Regions from separate parts of the Homo sapiens genome. Here region 1 is linked to region 2. A link is a contact called in ENCODE Hi-C or POLR2A ChIA-PET data. All regions are on one chromosome and are shown on one strand. Each heading gives the region's core, a stretch centred on a gene start or an enhancer-like site at or near the end of the contact. The rest is flanking DNA. Distances are from core to core; before and after follow the strand shown.

Region 1 (4,375 bases), core at 1,810-4,309, 60 kb after region 2:
GCCTCCAAAGTAGCTGGGACTACAGGCGCCCGCCACCACGCCCGGCTAATTTTGTTTTTGTATTTTTAGTAGAGATGGGGTTTCACCGTGTTAGCCAGGATGGTCTCGATCTCCTGACCTTGCGATCCGCCCGCTTCGGCCTCCCAAAGTGCTGGGATTACAGGCGTGAGCCACCGCGCCCAGCTGCCTCCACCTACTTTTGGTCGTTGTTCTTGAAGGAGAGCAGATGCTCTGCATAAGAAAAACACAATTTAGGAAGGTCCGGGGTAAAATGGGGAAAATCCTGGGCTTTTGAGTCATAGTGCTGAGTTCAGAGTTCAAATCCTGGATCCCTTGCTTTGTGTCTTTTTTTTTTTGAGACAGTCTTGCTCTGTTACTGAGGCTGGGGTTCATTGCTCACTGCAGCCTCAAACTCCTTGGCTCGAGTGATCGTCCCTCCTTGGTTTCCAGAGTAGCCAGGACTACAGGTGTGTACCACCATGCCCAGCTAGTTATTTTTTATTTTTTGTAGAGATAGGGGTCTTGCTTTGTTGCCCAGGCTTGTCTCACACTCCTGGCCCCAAGTGATCCTCCCACTTTGGCCTCTCAAAGTGCTGGAACTAAGGCATGAGCCATCACACCCAGCCCAATTTCTCCTCTGTAAATTGGAAAAGATAATGTCAACCTCAGAGGGTTGCCATGAGCAATAAAGAAGGTAATGGATGGATCACGAAGTCAGGAGATCGAGAGCATCGTGGTTAACACGGTGAAACCCTGTCTCTACTAAAAAAAAAAAAAATACAAAAAATTAGCCGGGCATGGTATCATGCACCTGTGGTTCCAGCTACTCGGGAGGCTGAGGCAGGAGAATCACTTGAATCTAGGAGGCGGAGGTTCCAGTGAGCCGGGAACACCACTGCACTCCAGCCTGGCAACAGAGCGAGACTCCATCTTAAAAAAATAAAAATAAAAATAAAAAAGAAGGTAATGGATAAGGCACAGACAGAATTGAACAAATTATAATGAAAAAAGAAACGGATAAAGTGATGTGTTAAAGATGGAGAAGTAGAGAACATACTACAGACACATGATGAGAAGAAAATTAATCACACATTCTCCCTTAATTTCAGTGGGGCAGGGGTGAGGGTGCAGACACGGCAAATGCTGAGGGATTATCTTTCCCTTACAGAGCTGATAGTCTGGTTGGAAGATGAGGCTCACAGAACTGAAGCACTGATTAAATCAGATGCCTAGAGCACTGGTTGCTGGTGCCTTTATGAACAAAGGAAATCAGAATAGAAGCCTCTCCTCTTCCAATCTTGAGACTCTAGAATTCTAGAAAAGCAAGTTTTTATGGAAGGTTTGGTTCTTGGGCTGGACCTTGAGAATGGGTAGGATTAGGATATAACCACTTAGGAAAAGTGGAAAAGTCCACGGCAATTGGTTAGGTTCAGATTATGGCGGCCCTAGAAATTCAGGCTGCCAGTTTAGCCTTGGTACAGCAGGAAGAGAGTGGAGTTGAGGAGGACAAGGAGGAGGTGAGGGGCAGGATGGGTGGTAATCTTCCTTGAGTCAGGCTTTAACTGCCTCCTCTGAGTCAGTCACCAAGTCTTGCTGATCCTCCTTGAAATGCCTTATACCCATCCCTTCTATGTATTACTTCATTCATCCAAGGAGTAAGGTTTCCAGCTGATTTGGCTGGAAGCCAGGTGCAAGGAAGTTGAAGTGCAGAACTAGTCTGACTGAAGGAAGATAGTAAATTTGGTTTTAGACACGTTGGATTTGTGGCAACAGGTGAATGTTTAGGTGGAAAAAATATAAAGTGGAACTGACTTTTTCAACATGACTGAACTTTCTACAAAAAACAATGTAAAACTGGAGAGTCTAACCAAAATCAGTTCAAGTGTAAAAAAGAAAAAATTGGACATACTTTGTCACTCTCTTGTCTTTTGAAGTGCAGTTACTATGTGGGAATGGAGTACATTTCCAGTTGGTATTTTCAGCTAGCATTGTGGGGGAACAATAAATAGAATTGTGATGGAAATGTTATTTAAGTTTTGTTGAACTAAAAAATAAATGAGTAGAAAATGGAAAATGCTGGAAAATGTGAGTAAATATTTTAGCTTTTTGGGGGTGTGGAAAACTCATATCCGTTATGTAATTGGATTCTGTGAATGGATTTATGACAAAAATAAATGATTCTGGGAGAGTTCAAAGAAAATATTTTAACTATTTGGAAGGAAAACAGAGCCTCGGAGGGGAGAACAGCTTCCCATCTGTCCATAAAAATTAGAGGAAAATTTCACCAGACCACTGAGCTTGCTATGGTCAGTCTCGAGGGCTAATCAACAAAGGAGAATTCTGAAGATGCACACACACCCTGTTTCTCAATTATTGGAGTATCCCTCACCTCCTCTCCTTTTGATTTCTCTCCCCTTACTTTTATGTCCTTCTTCTTGTGCCTTTTTGATAGCAACTCTAAAGCAGTGGTTATGAAATGGTTATACAACTTTTATTTGAGGCTGAAAGAGATGATTACGTGGTTTGGGAGGGAAAAGGAAAAGGACTGAATAAAAGGAAGTGACTGTAAGCTGTTAAGAAAGAGAAGACTGTTAATAGCAACATCTTGATGTTAAGAGACAAGCTGAAACCATCCAAGGCAGGCAGAGAACAAGGTGATAATAAGAGAAAATGTGTTTCGCAGACAAAGGAGCCGACAGCAGGCGAGAGCAGTTCAGGGAGAGAGGTGAGCATTAGGAATAGTGTGCGGAAAGGAGGCACGGATCCCTCTGAATCACACTGGGAAGCATCGGCCGTTTGAACTCCTTGGCAACTCCGACCTGATCTCAAAGTAGATTGTGAGGAATGAGAACAAAAGGAAAGTTCACTCTGAGTTCCTCTTGTCAGAGCAGGGGAAATTGCTTTGAGGCCAGCACTGAAAGATGATAATGGTACCAAGTAACAGAAAAAAAAAATCCGAAAAACCAAAAATGTGTCAGGTCACCGGGAGCTTGCCTAGCATAAAGTGACATAAAACCACCACTGACATTCTCATAGGTCCTACCACATAGTGTTGTGCAAGTCACTTCTAACCAGCACTCAGTTGGCCAAAATAAGGAAGAGAATGCCTCAACTACTCAGAATATTCGTTCACTTGACAAACAGTAATTGAGATTTCACGGTGTCATCCAGGACTATTGCTATTAATGCTGGAAGGTGCAATAGGAGCTCTTATCTTATGTCCTGTACCAGCTGGTCCTGTGAGGCCAGAAGGAACCACTGGAAAGTGAATACTGGGAAATCGATGCTGACCCTAGAAGGGCACAGGCCCGGCAGAAAATAGGTGGTGAGATTTAGGAGTGCCAAAATGCTAACTAGAAAGAACTGTGTGCATGTTTAAATTCCTTGTTATGGACTGAATGTTTGTGTCCCCACAAAATGTTTACGTTGAAGGCTGGGCGTGGTGGCTCAAGCCTGTAATCCCAGCACTTTGAGAGGCCTCAAGGCGGGTGGATCACGAGGTCAGGAGTTTGAGACCAGCCTGACCAACATGGTGAAACCCCGTCTCTATTAAGAATACAAAAATTAGCTGGACGAGGTGGCGGGCACCTGTAATCCCAGCTATTCAGGAGGCTGAGCCAGGAGAATCGCTTGAACCCAGGAGGCAGAGTTTGCAGTGAACTGAGATCGCGCCACTGCACTCCAGCCAGGGTAACAGAGTGAGACTCCATCTCAAAAAAAAAAAAAGTTTATGTTTAAATCCCAACCCCAATGTGATGGTATTCAGAGGTGGGGCCTTTGGAAGGTAATTTAGATCATGAGGGTGGAGTCCTCATGAGTGGGATTAGTGCCCTTATAAAAGAGACTCCAGGGTGCTCTCTACCCTTCTTTCCACCATGTGGAGACATGGAAAGACAAGAGCAGTCTGCGACCAGGGAGAGGGCCCCTACTAGAATTCAACCATGCTGGCTCCCTCATCTCAGACTTCCAGCCTCCAGAACTGTGAAAAATAAATTTCTTCTGTTTTAAGCCACCCAGTCTATGGTATTTTGTTATAGCAGCTTGAACTAAGACACTCCCAAGAGGAAAGACACAGCCAACTGCTAGTCTTTCTTCTCTAGGCTTAAAATTTCTCATCCATAAAATAGGTTAAATAAGATCCTGAATACCTTCCCTTTCGGCAGAGTTAGAATGGTTCTAGGAGTTATCTGGGGATCCTGCAATGGAGATGGGACAACATGGGCTCTCTTTTTTGTTGTTATTTTTGAGACAGAGTCTCACTCTGTTGCCCAGGCCAGAGTGCAGTGGCACGATGTTGGCTCACTGCAACCTCCACCTCTTGGGTTCAAGTGATTTTCCAACCTCAGCCTCCCGAGTAGCTGGGACTACAAGCACG
Region 2 (4,344 bases), core at 885-3,384:
CATTCACCAGGGAGTTCTTTAAGTGGCTCTCAAATGGCACCCATCACACAGGCAAGCCTCCGCGTCTTTGCAGCGAGCACAATAGGTACCAGATGAGTCACAGGCACCTTGGATTTTTAGTTTGCATCTAAATAAGCACTTTATATTTGCAAAAGGCTTTCCAGTCATTTGCAAAAAGCTTTCTCCTTCAACAACTCCAGGAGGGGAGTCCACAGAACTAAAGATATATTGAGCCCCCTGTCTGACCAAATAAAAGATGGTGAAAAGCAGCCCTCACAGAACTCTGGGGCTCATTAAACCCAGGCGGGGAGTTAGAGTCAGGCCTTCCCACCCAGGCTGGCCTCTTTCCTCCTGGACTGCTAGCTTCCTAAAGAGCAACCCTTGTCAGCACACACACACACATACACACACACACACACACACATCTCCCACCCTGGGACAGGGCTCTGAGATTGAAATCAAATTCTGCAAGGTACTGAGACCTTCAGTAAGTGACCAACCATATAGATCCTGCTCATAGGACCGGAAGTCAGAAGGGGCAACATCCTGCTCATAGAACCAGAAGTCAGAAGGGGCATCACAGTTATCTCATTTAAGTGGAAATGCTAAATGCTTGCATGAAGTGCTGCAGCCTCTTAGCACAGGTGTGGGACTAGAAATGGAATCTCCTGACTTTCCACCAGCACTCTATTACAATAAGTGACACCTTCATTGGTGAAGGTGAGGATGGGGCACCTATGTCTTCAATGCCCTGGCTACCTCTATGCTAATGCTAACTTACATGAGTCTGGAAGCAACAATAATAAAAATAGTTAACATTTATTTAGCATGTACTATGTGCCAGACACTAAGAACTCTTCATTCATTATTGCTAACCTTCACGACAACCCAGAGAGAGAGATGTAATACCCTCACTATATAAATAAAGGTGCTGAGACTAGAATGGGTAGGTGAGCTTGCCGAGATCACACAACTGGGTGGTGCAAGAGTAAGGATTCAGGCAGCCTCTGTCTATTACAGCACACTCCCTTACTCAGAGATGCTGAGGTGCGAGTCTGGCTCTGGGCTCCCTAGCTATAGAGTCACACTGCCTGGCTAAAAATCCAGGCTCTACAGTTTAATAGCAATGTGACCTTGGGCAAGTCAATTAACCTGTCAGAGCCTCAGTTCTCTTATCTGTTTAGTGGAGATAATAACAACTACCTCAAAGGGTTGTTAGGAGGATTAAATGAATTAATATTCGTAAAGCACTTCAAATAGTGCCTGTCACATAGAAAGTGTCATGTACATTTTTGGTGGATAAATAAACAAATTTAATATTACCTGATATCAGGAGGAAGGGGAAGACAACCATAAACTCACTGATATGAACAATCACTGATCCCTTGAGCTAGCACAATAATTATGACAACAATAACAATAATAATACCGTCTTTTGAATGTTTAGTATTAATCACTGGGCACTGTGACTTAAAAAAAAAAAAGGTTTACAGAGAAAATATCATTCAATATTCATTACAGCCTTTTCGGGCAGAAATTATTATCCCCATTGTACAGATGAGAAAATTGGATCTTAGAAAAAACAAACCACTGGCCCATGGCTACACAGTTCAGTGGCAGAGCCGGGATTCAGAGCTGATCAGTCCGTTTCTCATGCCCGCGGACTTAATCACCAAGCACACTGCCAGTGCTGGGGTCAGCGGAGTCATCCACACCAGAAACGGCCCAGGGAGCTAAGAGCTCAGACACAAGGGGAGGGTCCCTGGCTCAGGGTCTGCAGGGGCGGCGCGCACAGTGCGAGGCTGGCAGGTCCGGACCTGGGAATACCGCCGCGAGCGCAGCGGCCAGATGTTCAGAGGTGGCCCTGGGCCAAGCCTCTCTCTCCCGGCCAAGCCCAGCCCAGCCCTCCGGGTGCTTTGGCGCGGCCCTCGCCTGCAGTCGGTCACGTGCAATCGCTCCGAGAGGAAGTCAGAGGCTAAGCGGTCGGCCTGGGTGGGAATGCAGGGTCCCTGCAGGGTTCCAGGAAGCAGGGCGCCGGGCTTTCCCTCTCTGCCTCCCCACAGAGCCTGGAGAGCCCCCAGGTGAGCAGTGAACTTCTCACCCCAGCCGTGCTGGCAGAGTTCTTGCTGCATTATAGTGCCCTCCGATGGCCAATTCCGGTACAGCCTCCCTGTCGCAGTCGGCTTATGACAAGCGGGGGCCTCATTTATTCTAACAGTTTAATCATGTTTAAAAAAGAGCAAGAAAAAAATTACTGTAACAGTGTTAAATTGTAGTCTTGTCTCTTACTTCTTATCCAAGTGAACAAAAATCTTTGTCACAGAAGTTTTCCCTAATGCAGACTTTCTCAAAACCTGTCTAATCATAAGATGCACTTGCTTGTTAAAAATACACATTTCTGTTCTCACTGATATGTGGGAGCTAAGCTATGAGGATGCAAAGGCATAAGAATGATACAATGGACTTTTGGGACTTGGGGGAAGAATCCCCAAGGAGGGGGATTCGAGAGAGGACTTGCATCAGATGAAGGGGAGTGGGGTGAGGGATAAAAGACTACAAATATGGTACAGTGTATACTGCTTGGGTGATGGGTGCACCAGGATCTCGCGAATCACCACGAAGAACTTATGTAACCAAATACTACCTGTACCCCAATAACTTATCGAAAAATAAAATAATTTCAAAAAAGAAGAAACAAAAATGCACATTTCTGGGTTCCACTTCAGAAGTACTAAATCAAAATCTCCAGAAACTAAGCCTGATATTCTGCATTTTAACAGGACCCCCAGGCAATTAACAGAATCGAGCGAATTGAGGAAACTCAGTTGTGGGCGCACGCAGTGCTCTGCAAGCGGTAACCACCCTTGCCATGCTGACTTCACTGAGGAAGCCCTTGTCCCCCACAAGAACTCAGAGAGCTGTCGATGCCCTCGAGAGGGAGGAGGGCACTCAGGAGAAACACACCTCAGAGGTGGGAGACATGGCTCTGCCACAATTTGCTGCAGAACCTTGGGCTCATAACTGACATCCTTGCATCTCTGCTTCCTCCTTTATGGGATAGAGCCAGGGTTCCCTACACTTGTTGGCCCACTTCATTAATGGAGCCTCCAGGGAGTTGCTGAACATTATAGCATATTTAGGAAAGTATATAACTCTCAGTGGTCTGCTGAAGCCGGCTTATCATGGCTAGCGAGAGCTGATTGGCAAAATTTTAGAAACTTTTTGCATCAGTTATTAAAGCTTTGGTGGTAGCTTAAAATAGGCCATGGTGGGAGTATTGACACCACAGAAATTGGCAAATAATACAAATTAGGGCTTTTTGTAAACTACAGAGCCTGTTGTTAGCCATTTACCAGCACACCACTGAATACACAGAAGGGTCAGGCTCTTTTACATCAAAGGACATTATGCAAGTGGAAGGCCTGGAGAAAGTGAGTTACAGTATTCCTTCCCCTCGCTGTTCAGTCATGGCAGCAGCAGGACTCAAGGCTCAGCCCCTCCTCCAAGGTGCCTCATAGTTACCACTAACAGCGAGGCCCTTGTAGACATATTGTACTAGAAGCCCCCGGCAGAGTCTAAAGCTCTGAGGAGAGTCAGAGGCCTAGAGAAACACCAGCTGCTACTTGACCTGCTCTTGTATAAACCAAGGAGGGGATTTAAGAGAGGACTTGCATCAGATGAAGGGAACTAGGTTGTTGTAGCCTCCCAAGAAGTGGGTAGCAGGATCTTAATTTGACTTTATCAAATTTTTCCCTTTTGAGAAAGAAGCCACCTTTGTCATACAGCATGGTGTCAAGGCCAAGTCCTGCACAGTTTACCTTCATCTCAGAACTCACAGCTAACTGTAATCTGCCCTTCTGGGAATGCAAATGTTACTACTCTACAACAAGATGCACAAGAGGCAGATTCGGGCAGTGCTGGCGCATAGGAGCAGGGGAAACACACAGGAGGAGCCTCAGGAAGCCTTGCCCGATCCCTTCGAGCCCAGCATCTGTCCTTCCTTTCCTTAATCCCAGGCCTTGAGGTGCACAACAAGGGTTAAGGAGGCTCCAGGTTCCTTGGAAACTGACAAGACAAAAAATGTTGAGCCATTGGTAGATCCAGCTTATACCTTAGATCCCTGAGCCTGGCCAGGATTAGAAGGGAAGGAAGCCTTCCCCTCTTACAGGAAAGGAGGCCTTCGTGACCCATGAGGCAGACAGTTAACAGTTTCTTATTACTTTCTTTGTACAAGGACCTATGGAAAATATCAAGGTTGTAAGAAGATTTGATCCTGAAGTAACTAAAATTATATGGAGCTCTCTCTCTCCAGCCACGAGGCAAATTCAGTCATGAGGCAAGACA

Evidence for each region. A loop is a pair of places that touch in the nucleus more often than their neighbours do. ChIA-PET counts read pairs that join two places held with the same protein, here RNA polymerase II (POLR2A). Pooled maps may share reads with other maps.
Region 1: a map of endothelial cell of umbilical vein shows a loop between it and region 2 (6-fold over the local background). The contact joins two enhancer-like sites. A Hi-C loop is called at or near these places in 4 of 168 maps with a recorded cell type or tissue (aorta, breast epithelium, cardiac septum and 1 more) and 7 of 50 pooled maps. POLR2A ChIA-PET finds 5 or more read pairs at or near these places in 4 of 52 experiments (OCI-LY7, activated B cell, activated CD4-positive, alpha-beta T cell and 1 more).

The regions. Positions count from the first base shown.
Region 1 is chr3:114,091,040-114,095,414 of GRCh38, reverse strand. No RefSeq gene overlaps it. Among named protein-coding and RNA genes, the nearest start is that of QTRT2, 36 kb to the right of the region's middle. Within about 2 kb of position 3,059, at least 4 of the 41 ENCODE cell types and tissues checked have a DNase peak (open chromatin) inside an H3K27ac peak, as active enhancers do.
Region 2 is chr3:114,150,406-114,154,749 of GRCh38, reverse strand. The region is part of intron 3 of DRD3 (dopamine receptor D3); the gene reads left to right. Among named protein-coding and RNA genes, the nearest start is that of DRD3, 26 kb to the left of the region's middle. RefSeq lists enhancers at 1-452, 1,810-2,343. Within about 2 kb of position 2,134, at least 10 of the 41 ENCODE cell types and tissues checked have a DNase peak (open chromatin) inside an H3K27ac peak, as active enhancers do.